2 separate regions of the Homo sapiens genome follow, and region 2 is linked to region 1. Evidence: chromatin contacts called from ENCODE Hi-C or POLR2A ChIA-PET data. All regions are on one chromosome and are shown on one strand. The core of a region is the stretch at or near the end of the contact, and the rest is flanking DNA. Distances in the headings are between cores, read along the strand shown.

Region 1 (7,674 bases), core at 489-2,988:
ATGATACATTTCTAGGCTGACCTTGAAGGAGAATACTAACATAACTTTGGAAAACCAAAAAATGAAAAAAGGGTATCCGTTTCTCATCATGAATAGGTTTCAAATCTCGTATTTGGAGCATTTCAATTTAAGTTTGAAGAAGCAGGACTGAGGTCACATTTTTCTCCATTGGACATTCTTTCTGATGAATAAGTATTAAAACTGCTTTGAATTTGGTTTCCCCCTTAGATAAGAAATTATTTTTTCCATACAGTCTTTTCTTTGCACCTGAAGGAGCATTGAGGGTGAAAAATAGAGGCCTGTTTCCTGTTCCTAACTGGAGCCCTCCAAGGTTGTCAAACTAGAGCAACAACTTTGTGGGATTTATGCCTGGGACCTGTCAAAGTAGAATTATCATAGCAAACCCTCTCTGCTATCAATCAGAGGGGTATTGGGGATGGCAAGGGCAGGCATTTTTCAAATTTCTTTACTGTGCATATTTAGTCTTGTGCCTGGGGGAGGAAGAGCTCCTTTGAACAGTTCTTGTAGATTTCTTTTCCATCAGATGGCAGCTCACAAAACTACTTAATCTTCCCCAAAGGGCTTCTCTCATTGGCCTGCTGAGAAAAACAGCCAAGGAAGAGAGAGTGGGGGAAGACAGGGACAATCCAACAGCAAATCCTAGAAAATAACGCATTGCTTTCAGAGGACGTATGGTCTAAGTCTGGTCACACTGATATCATGACTTAGAAAAGCACACTGTCCATTGAAGGTTATCTCCCGTCGCTTCTTTTTTTTTTTTTTTTTTTTTTTTTTTTTTTTTTTTTGAGACGGAGTCTCGCTCTGTCACCCAGGCCGGACTGCGGACTGCAGTGGCGCAATCTCGGCTCACTGCAAGCTCCGCTTCCCGGGTTCACGCCATTCTCCTGCCTCAGCCTCCCGAGTAGCTGGGACTACAGGCGCCCGCCACCGCGCCCGGCTAATTTTTTGTATTTTTAGTAGAGACGGGGTTTCACCTTGTTAGCCAGGATGGTCTCGATCTCCTGACCTCATGATCCACCCGCCTCGGCCTCCCAAAGTGCTGGGATTACAGGCGTGAGCCACCGCGCCCGGCCCTCCCGTCGCTTCTAAGTATCATGTGGACATTTAGCAACAGCACAAAGCTGACAGTGCTATCATAGCGGTGTGAGTATTCTTCTGTCCTCCAGAGCCATTTCCCACATTTGTCAAGACAAAGGTTGAAGGGGACCGGACAAGGGAAATGGGTCACCCATTCATTCCCATCTGTCAGAGGTTTGCTTTGTCATGATAACATTCAAGGAGCATGTTTATCTATCCCGCTACTGGAGGTTAAGGCAAGGGTAACAAGAAGAGAAGAAACCCTGTTTGAAAAGTTTACAAATCCTGCCGTGAGGGCTGTAAACAGAGTCCAGCCGGTGGTGGAGCGTGTTAAATACTGCCACATTGATAGGGACCTGGTTCCCCGGCACTAGAAATCCACTCATGTAAACAGAGGAACTGTTGCTGTGAATCGGGTCTGTTTTGACTTAAAGTCTAAGAAACACATTGCCTTCAAAGTGAATTCTTAGGTGTCACTTCCCATAAGTTATGGCAGAAGATTACAAAGCTACTGATATAACATATTAGTTTGATGGACAGAATTATACCCCCAACGCTTCCTGCTCTCCCCAATGACGCACACTAACTTAGTGTACTGTGACAGCTGCCTTGATTTACCACCAGTCCGGGAGGCCAACCGGGAGAAGGAACGTTCACATGGACGCAGGGCCTGAGACTGGCCTGGAGCCTAGTTTATAAAGCTGCCCTGTAATTCACCACAAATGTGTCACCATTAAAAGAGGAAAAAAGGATTGCAGATAATAAATACTCTTTAATTTATTAGCTAACAACAAAGAGATCAGAGCCAGTTGTGATGTGATTGTTTGACATAATATTGTCAAGGAAAAAAAAGCTAAGTTGACCAGAGAGGTAAATTACACATTCAAGCAGATGCATCAACTCTTGGCTTGTCATAAGCCCAGCTAAACAAAACACCACACAGAGGGGAGGACTGGCCAAGAGCAGAGCCATTTATCTCTGAAAGAGACATATTCAAGAGCAAGTGAAATAAGACATAGTTCTTTTGGACTTGGTCAGAGGCCAGGTTTTAACTGTTATAAATTAAATGTTTTGTGTATAGGATTTGGCAATTCTAGTTGCCTTTGTCATGGTAGGGAGATGTTAGGTTTTTCTGCCTGTCTTAAACTCATGGTTTGGTCAGCTGGGGTGTGTGTCCTACTGCTAGATATTGGAGGATCACTACCTTTTGGTAATTAGCAGATATTGGGAAGGTTTCTGTATGTGGCTTGTGATAAAATCAGTGGCTTTAGAAAAACTTGTAATCGCCTTCGTTTTCTGCAATTCTTCCTCTACAGTTGTTGAGCAATACTCACACAGGTCACCAGGCAGGAATTCATATTGATATTAGACTCGTGGAACCTGAGGATTGGAAGAAACATTTCATCCCGCATCCCACCCAGGACATGCAGACAGTTGTGTATGAGCGGGGCAACTTCCAGGGAGGCCAGGCATCTGCCGTGTGTTATTGTAACATAGCTCAGAGTCAACCAGTGCTTTCTGGGCTTTTATTTTTATATAAGCGACTGCCCAGCAAAACTCTCCCATCCCTTGCTTGGGAAATTGAGTTTTCAGATCTAAGTGGGTACTTTTGCTTTGTTTTGCATATTATGGGTCTTTGGGTTTAGCCTATTGTTAGAACAGATTTCTGGGTTTTATTCAACAGTCTGGAGGCAAGGATAGAGTCCTGTGGGTAGGTTTAAGGACATTGATTCATGGATCAACATTTTTTTGATGTAGTTAATTGATCTGCTATGAATTGCATCTCATTTATTTTATTTGTTGCAAAGCAATATCATGGGGGATTTTTGTTAGATGTCTTATTGAAATCAATTTATAATGTTTATGGTCTCACTGATCTACCAGCTGAATAACTGTTTCTAAAAGACAGAGCTAGAAGGCAGGGAGGGAGAGAGAGAGAGAGAAAGGGAGTGGAGAAGAGAGGGGGAGAGAGAGAGAGAGAGAGAGATTGATTTGGCCTAGCTCATTCTAGGTAAAAAGATGTACTAGCTCTTAAAAGTTGCTACTATCTTTTCAACGTGCTCATATATCATATATTTAACATAATTTTTTACAATTTTAGTGTCATTATTTTTAGAATCTTCTGTTCCTCCTTTAAAAAATCAACAAAAATATTTGCCCAAATTTGCTTTTTATCTGTATTTTTTCAAATATTAGTAACATTGTTTCCATGAGCAGATCTATAAGAATTTTTTTGTTGTTGCTATTGTAAAATAAGATACTATTTGTATAGGTCTAGACACCAGGCATCTCCTATGTCTCATAAGCTCTCTAGGGCCTCATTCTTCCATTTCTTTTTTCTTTTTTACTTTTCACTCATCAGTCTAGCCCAAGGATATAATTTCATGATGGAGAAAATAATGACAAAACAAGAGCTTAGTTTTAATCATTCTGCCTTTCCTCTGTCATTTGGGATTTCTTTTTTTAACAACCATTTTCCAACAGTAGACTTATTTTCTTCCTTTGAGCATGGTTTTCATAAGTGACTTCTTAAAATCTGAATTCACTAGAATATGCCCCATACAGTTATACTAGTTTGGTTTCTTTCACTGCTTCCCTATCCTCAAGCTTCCCCAACCTTCCTTCCTTGTTGTCAATATTCATAATTATATACTCAGAATTTCACTTTTAGTAGCATCCTTCCTTCTTGAATTTCATGTCCTATTAGGATCAATATCTGTGGAAATTACTATACTATACTATACTATACCATACCATACCATACCATACCATACCATACCATACCATCCTATCCTATCCTATCCTATGCTATGCTATGCTATGCTATGCTATGCTATGCTATGCTATGCTATGCTATGCTATACTATACTATACTGAAATGCTATAGTCTCTTAAAAATAAAGCAAATCCAATCAAGAGTATTCATATATTTGTGTTCCAAAATATGCAAAGTTATCTCCAATTAGGCACGGTCACTTTCTCCTAGGGGTCTCATATCTTCCATACCACCAATCTTTTTATTTTTTAAGTTTGATCATGTTGGCATTTGTTCTGCTATATAATGTATATTATGTTGCTACTTTTTGAATATGTTCACTAAATGCACTTCTGCCTGATTTTCCTGGTTTCCAAAAAGGATTTTCCCTCTTCACCTCTTCTCCTCTCCTCTCTCTCTATTGGAAATACCTTTCTTTTCAGCAAGGTGTTCTCTTCCACTGTCACATTCTGGGCATGATTACCCACCACCGTGAGTTTAGTTCAAGTTCATTTTATTTTAGAAGTTACGACCGGTTTTATAGGAACAATGTGCCTTTATCATGTCAACTCCATGTTGAAAAACCTTTAGGGCCTCCTCCTCGCATTTGGGTTACAGCCACAAACCCTTAGCCTGGCTTCTGAGGTCCACTTAACCTTGAACTCAATGTACTTTTTTGGCCTAACCTTCCAGACTTTCCCTATTTTCACTCAGCCTTTCAAATCAACTGATCTGCTCATAGCCAGCAACATGATTTGTTCTTTTATTCGTTCACCTCTTTGGGCTTTCCCCCCAGACCTTTTCTAGTTTTCTTAATTAGAAAGTGAGTCACCAAAAAGGTCATTAAAATCAAGTCTTTCATTGCCTTTTGTTTTTTTCTCTATGAAGAATAAAATAATTTTATGGTGCAAAATGAACTTTTGAAGGCTAAGAAAGAACATAAAGTTTGGGCCAACCAAAATTAAAAGTGACTCACAATTAATACTACCAAAGAAGGCAATCTTCCGCTGTCCTTAAGTCAGCAAGGATTTATGAGAGTGCTTGATGATTGTGTGTTGCATTTCCTCTGTTGGAAATGATACCTAGAATTTTAGAAGCATAGATTCTGAAGGATGACTTCATAATAAGGATTTTAGGAGCCCACTGTTACCCATCTCAACCTTGGATGCCTGAAATACACTGACATTCCTACACATGGCTACATATCATTCTTATTATTCAGTCCACAGCCATTGCCAGGATAGATAAAAAGCAACTGTCATTTCACATCAGACCAAGCTAGGAAAGTATATCTTTCCTCAACCAAGAAGATGGAGTATGAACCAGACCACATGGCCCAGTGGATGGGAATTGATAGTGCATACAGTAGCTTTAAAGCAGCATGGAGCAAAATAGATTTAAATCATTCCGAAAGAAATAAATCCTAACAATGGATACATTGTGCTGAATGAAATGAAGCTCACAAAAGAATTGATTAGGAAGTATACCAAATGGAATAAAATGTAGCAGAAAGGCACATATTAGAGAGAATAAAATATGTTTCAGTCTGAAGGGGATTTAATTTACTAAGATACAACTGACCAGCTATAAAGCAGATGAATAACATATGTAGTCAAGTCAAATGGACATTCAATGGAAATAGGTTTATATAGATCAATGGCATCATGTGACCAGTTTCATTCTTCTAATTCTATGGCTCATTGTGTAATATCTTTAGCTCTCTCAAGAAAATCTGAGGCTTTTCCTGAATCCTGAAAGAGGGAACTCACCTTAAAGGAGTGTATGATTAATTGGAAATAGGTTATTGTTTGTTGGCTTGTCTTGGTCCAGAGAACCATAATAATTTTCTGGAATTAGAAGGATTTTACAGTAAATTGCAATAGAGTATCACAGTGAAGACTATTTAAGCACTTTTTCCTCCAATGTTAAGTTAGTTCTACTGGTCACTGTGCTGAAATACTTAGAGCCATCAATGGTCTTCATTTCTCTTTCTAGGAAACTTGGAAATTTTAGGTCAATATTGAAATTATCTTGCTGGGAATTTTCTCCCACATGCAAACATATTCATTAAACACTCTGTTGTGCTTCAGTCGGAGTCCTTTGGAGAATGTAATTCTCAACATGAATGAAGCTTATTTCCAGCGTTATTCACAGTGGCATATCAAGGGCAGGGGGGAAGACAGTGGTCTGCTCCAGGTACAGACAATGAGGGGATGCATTGTTTGTAGAAAGTTTTAAAACAATAATAAAACCAACTAAAATTTTGTGTATATTCTGTTATCACCATGAACTGGCAATTCAGGCAATTAAAGTGATAAAAATACTCATCTCTGGAAAAAAGCTGTCAATCTAAGTTCTAAGTAATTGCCAGGAGTTCTGTTGTATTTTAAAATAATGACTATTATTGTTAATATTTATTACATTTTAACACACTTAAAAGTTTATCTTTTAAGACACATCGTATTCTATATGGAGTTACTCTGGGGAACTCCTAGCTCTCCAGGAAGCCTTAGCATACATGAACTTAGCTGTAAATTCACAGTGGTTTGGAATATTAGAGATCACATCACAGTCAGTGTCTCTAAAACCTTGGTAGCATATATTTCTGCATTTGAACAATATATTTGAACTAGGCAGTCGTAGAAAAATGATTGAGAGATAAAGAAACAGGTCTTGAGTTAGTTCTGTCATTCAATGAGACTACTTGGAGCATTTACTTGTTTTTAATATTTAAAACAATAAAATAAAATACAAACCATGAAGTGTACTATTTTGTCTTTGGTAAGTGCAAATTTAAGTTTATGCATGAAGATCTCTAATATATTTGAATAATAGCTTTACATTAAAAATTTAATTTTCTTTTTAATTGTTAATTATTTCAAAACAAAAGCAAATTAAAAAAATAATAATTACTAATTACGTGCTTATAACTGAAAAGAATTTTGTTTTATGGAGGAAGGGGTATTAATAATTATCTGCTCTGGGTATCAAATATGCTAGCTATGGCACTGGGTATTTTCTTTTTCTTTTTTTTTTTTTTGAGACAAAGTCTCACTCTTGTTGCCCAGGCTGGAGTGCAATGGCATGATCTCAGCTCACTGCAACCTCTGGCTCCCAGGTTTAAGCAATTCTCCTGCCTCAGCCTCCTGAGTAGCTGGGATTACAGGCACCCACCACCACACCTGGCTAATTTTTGTATTTTTAGTAGAGACGGAGTTTCACCATGTTGGCCAGGCTGGTCTCGAACTCCTGACCTCAGGTGATCCACCTACCTCAGCCTCCCAAAGTGCTGGGATTACAGGTGTGAGCCACGGCACCTGGCCAGCACTGGGTATTTTTATTTTTATTTTGGTTACAGATGATAAAACAATTCAAATTGCTGAAAAAATATGTAATTTAATACTTTATCAATTTCCTTTTATCTTGCAACAAACCACCTCGAAATTTAATGGCTTAAAATAAGAGTTATATATAAGGTCACAGTCCTGTGGGTTGGCTGGGTGCTTCTTATCTGGACTGACTTGGTTGGGGCTGGATGGTCACAAATGGCCTCACATGTCTGGGGCTCAGTTGAGATGGCTGGAATAGCTTTCCATGTGATCTCTCTTCTTCCAGAAAGCTAGCCTGGGCATGTTACCTGGTGGGAGAAAGGTTCCCTTAACAGGAGAAGGAAAACTCCATGCTCAAGTACCTTTTAGGCATTTCCTTGTATAACATTTGTTAATGACTCATTGGACAAAACTTGTTACATGGCCAAGTCCACATACGAGGGGTGGAGAACCAGACTCTACCTCTTGATGGTAAAGCAGTAAGGTTACATT
Region 2 (7,164 bases), core at 4,390-6,889, 84 kb after region 1:
GCTTAATAGCTTAGCATCAAGGAATCTTTTGCCTACTGCCTCTTGGTTATCACTGACCATTTATAAACATGAGGCCAGGTGCCGTGGCTCACGCCTGTAATCCCAGCACTTTGGGAGGCTGATGCAGGTGGATCACTTGAGGTCAGGAGTTCGAGACCAGCCTGGCCAACATGATGAAACCCCATCTCTACTAACAATACAAAAATTAGTTGGGTGCAGTGGCAGGCACCTGTAATCCTAGCTACTTGGGAGGCAGAGACAGGAGAATTGCTTGAACCCAGGAGGCGAAGGTTGCAGTGAGTGGAGATCGTGCCACTGCACTCCAGCCTGGGCGACCAAGTGAGAGTCCGTCTCAAACAAAACAAGCAAACTAACAAAAAGATGGGATGAACAACCTGATGGTTCTGGAGCCTTTGCCACATAGGTCTCACCTAAGGTCAGGCCCTATGAGTGAGACAGCCTGCTTATATATTGCCTTCTGCCTTCCAGAATATTTTTATTAGTCTTTCAAGAGAGCTAAGCATCAAATAATTTCTCAAAAAATTGTCAATGACTCATTGAAAGTTCATAGAAGCACAACAGATCCAAATTTCTCCTGTGGATAATGTATTGAAAAGTGGCAAAAGGAAAGAGAGAGAAAAGAAAAAAGAAAAAAACCTCCTTAGAGACAAGAATATGTTTTTGTCCAGGGGTCCTGTCAAATAAGAGTATGGCCTTGGCTTGTATCTTTTAGACTTCTTGCCACCACTGTGCCTTGACTGTGTGGGGGAAGAGTGTGTTGGTTCCTCGTGCAGAACTATTATTAGCATTTGCTAATTATGTAAAATGATTTCCTCTGATGACATTTTCAACAGAACCCATTACTTTAGTTTTCTTTCCTTCATAATGCTTTTATGGGCTTATAATCTTGGTGGAATTCTCAGATGCTGAGAGATGCTAAAGTTTCCTTTATTTAATCGAGGTGACTAGTGATTTGACAGTAGTGGTTGACAGGTTTATTTTATCTGCGTGGCAGTAGGAGTCTATTTTCAGTGTGTGCACTCTGTTCCAAAGTAAAAGGACTTTACTAAGTGCTGAATAAATTGTACTTTCCTTTGATTCTAGACCTTGCTGAAATGGTTTAAAAACTCCGGTCTGGGTCATCAAATTCATCTCCTTGCTACTTTGCAGGGTCAATAGCTTCACTCTGTACAGAGCCGGGCTGGGTGGATTGGAATGGAGGGTAGTGTAGATTAAAACTTCCGCATATATATAGATAGATGTGCATGTGTGCACTCGCTGTCTGCGAGGGTGGCAGTGATGGAAGAGCAAGCCAAGTGGAATTGAAGATGGATGAATCTGTTAGACTATTACCAAGACTGGCATGGAGTTTAGCCAGGAACTTTAAGCAACCTCCTTTAAACATTTGAAATCCATAGGGGTCCATTTCCTCTCCTTTTCCTCCAAGGATGATTTTTCATTTGCAGTCTCTGAGATTGCTTTATTTCTATTCTTTGGGCAGAATTGTGGTATACTTGTAGACAGAGAAGGGCTACGAATCTGGTTTTTCTCTCCCAGAGCAAAGCAAGGAGGAAAAAATGGATTTCAGTTTTCCCCTGCCCCTCAAATAGTAGCAAACCCTACTTCTGTAAAATGAGAGGTCAGAATGACAACTCTTCCCCCAACAGACAGTCCCAATAAAAAATGATAGTAAAAACATGCTCCCTTTATCTTAACAAAATGGAAGCCTAGAATGTACAGGGTGGAAGGTTCTAAATGTGCTTATGTTTTAGAGTCCTGGGCTGTTTCTTGCCCCTTTTTATAAAGAAAAAAGTATGATATGGTCAGTAAGACAAAGATTGCTATGAGCACAGTCATTCAAGAATCTCCCCAACATGTCTTCATTTAGTACCTATTGTGTACTGAGTGTATTGTTAGGATTTGTGGAGAATTCAGAAATAGAGAATATTATCTCTATCTTCTAGGAATTTATGGTTTGATTGAGGAGATCCCAAAAATGAAGTAATACCAACCAAACAATATATTATATATTACATAAATAAGAGCTCTATTAGTTGGTAAAAGCTGCAAATGCTCTCAACGTTTAGAAAAGATAGCGTGCAATGTAGGTGAGACTACTCAGGCATGACTCTTTGGAGGATGTTGGCACTGAGCTTTGAAGAACATGTTAAGTGGAGAGCAAAAGAAGGGCATTCCAGAAAGATAAATGGGTAAAGATAAAGCACAAGGACAAGAACAGGTAGAACTGATGAGAGAAAGGGACCCTGTTTTGAAAAGGTCAGAAATAAGGTTCCTTATGTAGGATAGGTCCACATTATGGCAGGCCTTGGACAGACAGAAGGGTTTATATTTTATTTAAAACCATGCTGTAGGATTATTAATCTGCAAGCAGTATCCAGGGGTAATTGGAAAGGAGAGAGCCTGGATTCAAGGAGGCCATGGTGGGATGGGATTGGAAGGAAATTGTTTCAGTCTTAGAAGCCTTAGATTTCCAGATAACCAGGTTCTGTGCCCATAGACTGTGATGCCTCCAAAGAGCAGGTTTCTAGCAAAGGTAATTTAGAAAACAACTTGGTAACAGATGGGGAAGACAGCTGGGGCCTGGATAGATACTGCCAGGAGAGCAGGAGTGGGGGCCATGCACAGGGAACCTTATGGCCACTATGGAGTTGTTGTATGAGGTTGCTGATGGTTTGGTCACGAGGGCTCAGGCATCAGAGAAACTGGACAGTCAGTGTTTTTCCTCCGCATGTTATTCAGAATATTTCTGATGTTGGCTTTTGAAACTAAAACACAGGGCCCAGGATAATGTTACAATAATCCAGCATTCGATGATCAAGGCCTGGAGTGGCTGGCTGGCTGACTGGGAGTACAAAAAATAAAGGAAGGAATATGAGAAACATTCTGTTGCAAACACAATAGACCGAATACTGATTATATTTCAGGGTAGAGAGAAACAGAGGACCAGAAAGCTATAAGGAAGCCAGCATGGTGTGTGGGAGGCTGTGGTCTCTGCCTGTTGCCCCTCTGTCGGTTCATCCTCATCACAGGATTCTCTCCCACCATTCATGCATGAACTCTAATCTGGCCTGTTAAATGGAAGACCGGTGGAGTTAATGTAGTGGAGCTGTGGCAGCAGGAACAAACGTACAAAAAGCAGGCAGAGCAGCCACAAACATTTGTTCTCATTCTAGCCTTTGGCTTAAAGATGAGCTTCATTCTCTTAAGAACTAATAAATGTCCAGGGTGTTTTATTTCTGAATCTTGGGCTCCTGGAAGGAGAGTGATTTGAAGCCAATGCTTTTGGTCTAAATTGTTCAGCCGTGAGCTCGGCCCAGTATTAACTTCCTAGTCCCAGTTCTTCTGACTCTTTTTATTTCCCTGTCTCTTGTAGAAAACTTTACCCCTGCCCCAGGTTTTTCCTCATGTAGTGATTTTACAACCTTTTTTGGAACAAATAAACAAACATCTGGAATCATGTGGCACATTTAATTAAAAAGTTTGCATTTGGCCAGAAATGGTAAAATCATGAAAAATGGCCTGTCGGTGAGCTCAAGAAGGCCAAATGATGACGTTGTTGGCTGCAAACGGACTGAAATTGAGGGAAGTGAACACCTGCTCAGCTCGGCCTGCCGTCCTCCAGCTTCCTCCTCCAGCCATTAATATTTACAGCAGTTTCTTTATCCATTCTAATGAAATTTTTTGGTTGGGGCTGGTCTGGGGAGAGGGCTGTTACTTTTCCAATAACCTTGGATTTGTTGTGATGTGTGTACTTTATAAAGGGTGTGGTATTGGGCTTTTTGGGCTTTTCATTTCCCTTGCTCAGAATTCCATATGCTTCAGGTCACTGCAGGGGCCTGTTGCTGTTTCTTCAATCAGTCACTCAACCATGGTTTTCATGAGAGCCGTAACATGTGGAACCCTGCACCAGGGCATGTAGGAGATGAAAAAGAAGCTGTGGGCTCTGCCTTCAGGAATCCTACAGTCTAATTGGAGACAAGGTCCTATGCAGAGAAAGCAGAGGCCAAGCTAGATGGAAGAGTGCAGAGAAGGGAGGGATCTGTGATGATAGAAAGATTGGGAGGTGGCCTTGGATGAAGGTGAGAACTGAGTTGAAAGAACTTTCCCTGCGTGAGTTCCAAGTGTGAAAGGATTTAGGAAGAGATCAAGTTGTGGATTCTTGTCTAGTTTCTGGTCATAATCTAGGTGAAAGTAGGGGGTGGATCATTTAAAGCAAGAATTAGATATGATTATTCTACATTTCCAGTTAGCTTCTCCTTTGCAAGACATAGCTAGGGTGAAGTAAAATTTAAGTTTTGTTTGCAAATTAGGATAAAACATTAAGATGATCTGGCTTTGCAGAGTGTAGTGCTCTCATATGTCTCCCACATGAGGATTTATACCGAGGATGAGATTATTCTTAGGACAAAGTGAGAAGTTTTTCTTGTTGCACAGAATACAAGGGAAGTAGCCAGGTGCTGCAAATATAGTAAGCACTGTTTAGGTTAGATCCAAAGGAAGTATGAACCCATAGGTATCTGAGACATGTCTCACAATAAATTTAGAAAGTTTATTTTGCAAAGACTTAAGGATGCGCCTGTGACACAGCCTCAGGAGGTCCTAATGACATGTGCCCAAGGTGGTCTGGGTATGGCATGGTTTTATACATTTTAGGAAGACATGAGACATCAATCAAATACATGTAAGATATACATTGGTTTGGTCCAGAAAGGCAGATAACTTTAAGTGGGGGGAGCTTCCAGGTTATAGGTAGATTTAAAATTTTTCTGATTGGCAATTGGTTGAAAGAGTTGTCAATAGAAAGGAACAGCTGGGTGATATAAGAGGTTGTAGAAACCAAGGCATTATCATGCAGATGAAGCCTACAGGTAGCAGGCTTCAGAGAGAATAGATTGTAAATATTTCTTATCAGACTTAAGGTCTATGTTGATGTTAAATGCTGGTTGGCTTTTCCTGAATTCCAACAGGGAGGAGGGCATAATGAGGCATGTCCAACCCACCCCCGACTTTCCATCATAGCCTGAATCAGTTTTTCAGGTTAACTTTGGAGTGCCCTGGCCAACAGGAGGGAGTCTATTAAGATAGTTGAGGGAGGCTTAGAATTTTATTTTTGGTTTACAGAAGGATGAGTATTGTTTTGAACTAGGGTGTGGATTGGCAAGGGAGATAGAGAAATCACCATTCCCCAAGGCCTTTTACTGAAGGACATGCTCATCTCTCTTTGAGGTAGCCTGAAGGAAGTGAAATGAAACTTAAACAATTTTCAAATCCTGACTGGATGTAATCCTGGGTTCTCTATGTCAGTGCTGGTTCAGCTTTTTCATAAAATGAAATCAGGGTTTCACCTTGACCCTCCTGGACTTGTGCAAGCACAGGGAGATACAGGATCATGCTGGACGGAGCATAACTTCAGTTGCCAGAGGAGTTCTTAGTCCTCAGCTCTTTATTATTCTTGTGCATCTGTTTCCTTAAATACTCTCTGCAGAAGCATTAGCATGAAAATAAAAGAGTACAGCAACTTGGAATTTTCCATTTGTAGCTTCCTTAGTCTGTGGGGTCAAAGTTCTGTCCTCAGGGATGCTAATGCAAACTCTGTGTGCTGTTCCAGGGCAAATGTTTCTCAACTAAATGACAAGAGGGGGTGGGGAGCCAGGGAAATAATGCAGTGCTAATTCCCAAACACAGACTGCCCAGAGGTCCCAATTTAAATTGCTGCTTCCCCAACTCTATTCCCACCCTCCCCCAAAGGAAAAAAAAATATCCTGTGTTGTTAGGACAGACATCTGTGTGAGAGCAATAAAACAGTCTTCTCCCTTGTGGATTAGCTCTTTATTCCTTTATTTATCTTGCTATACCTCATCAGTTTATCCTAAATCAAGGAGAGTCAAAGAGGATAAGATGCAGTCCCTTTTTTGTTTTTGATTAAGGAAACCCATACAACCATCCTCCTACACAAATTTCTTTTCTCAAGAGATAGCTTTCCTTGTTATGTCTAATTTCTCCCCACCCCCCTTTTTTTAATCTGCCTCCTTGGAAACTCTCTGGAACTTTTATTTCATATAATGTTCAAATCAGAAAATGAAACTCCTCCAGAGACAGGTTAGATAGGGCAGTGAATGTTGGCATGTCTGCATGATTCTAAAGTACAAGGGGAACTAGGATAGCAGACTTAACATATTCCATAGCCTCCATTTCTTCTTCCAAATCCCTGGAAGTTTATTAATTCATTCAAGAGATATCTATAGAGCATGTTCTATGTGTCAAGCCCTGTTCAAAACATTAGAGATAGAGCTGTGCATAAAGTGGGCAAACATTTCTGCCTTCAAAGAGCTTATGTTCTAGTCAGAGAGAGGATCTATAACTAAGATAAAAATAAAACCACCACATGGTATATCGGTACTAAGATGAAAACGACAGCAGATCAAGGGCATGAGAGAGTATGTGTTGGCAATTTAAGATCTGACAGCCAGAGAAGTCACCACTGAGAAGATGATGGTGGAGTAAAGACCTGGGGAGGTGAGGCATGGAACCCTGAGAATGTCTGAGAGAAAAGTGGTCCAGGCTGAGGAAGGAGCAAGTGCAAGGCCCTGAGGTGGGAGCGTGCTCCTGGCATACATGAAGCACAACCAAGAGGTCAGTGTGGCTGGAGTTAGTAATCTAGGGGGAGAGTGGTAGATGAAGCCAGAACAATACCAGGGGCTAGAACTTGTAGCCCATTGTTAAATGTTAAACCCAGGAGCATTAAAATTTTAAAGAATTTATTTGAGCAGATGGTGATTCATGAATCAGGCAGCACTAGATTGCACGTGGTTCAGGGCTCCACCAAGAGGGTGTGAGGGAATATTTTTTATAAGGTGTTTGTGGAAGCCAAGACAAAGAAATTATTTGATTGGTTAAAGTGGAAAGTCCCAGTTAGAAGTTAGTTAGTGGTTTCTTGTTGGTTAAGCTTAAGTTTCATTTTACTGCTTACATTGACTTGGGTTTTGGTTTGCTTATGTAGGAATCCAAAGTGCTGGAACCATCTCAGCCTAATGGCTTCCTGATAGATTATTTTAACACTGTTTACTGTGACTAAGACAGGAAGCTATTTCAAGGCAGAAGAAATAATAGAAATGCTGTTACCCTTCTCCTTATAGAAAAAAA

The links. A loop is a pair of places that touch in the nucleus more often than their neighbours do. ChIA-PET counts read pairs that join two places held with the same protein, here RNA polymerase II (POLR2A). Pooled maps may share reads with other maps.
Region 2: a map of transverse colon shows a loop between it and region 1 (2.7-fold over the local background). The contact joins two enhancer-like sites. A Hi-C loop is called at or near these places in 2 of 168 maps with a recorded cell type or tissue (sigmoid colon and transverse colon) and 1 of 50 pooled maps. POLR2A ChIA-PET finds 5 or more read pairs at or near these places in 1 of 52 experiments (IMR-90).

What each region holds. Positions count from the first base shown.
Region 1 is chr10:76,250,458-76,258,131 of GRCh38, forward strand. The region is part of intron 5 of LRMDA (leucine rich melanocyte differentiation associated); the gene reads left to right. Among named protein-coding and RNA genes, the nearest start is that of KCNMA1-AS1, 630 kb to the right of the region's middle. RefSeq lists a silencer at 1,514-1,808. Within about 2 kb of position 1,739, at least 6 of the 41 ENCODE cell types and tissues checked have a DNase peak (open chromatin) inside an H3K27ac peak, as active enhancers do; they include transverse colon, where a contact is called at or near this core.
Region 2 is chr10:76,330,917-76,338,080 of GRCh38, forward strand. All of the region lies in intron 6 of LRMDA (leucine rich melanocyte differentiation associated), which reads left to right. Among named protein-coding and RNA genes, the nearest start is that of KCNMA1-AS1, 550 kb to the right of the region's middle. RefSeq lists a silencer at 5,315-5,609. Within about 2 kb of position 5,640, at least 5 of the 41 ENCODE cell types and tissues checked have a DNase peak (open chromatin) inside an H3K27ac peak, as active enhancers do; they include transverse colon, where a contact is called at or near this core.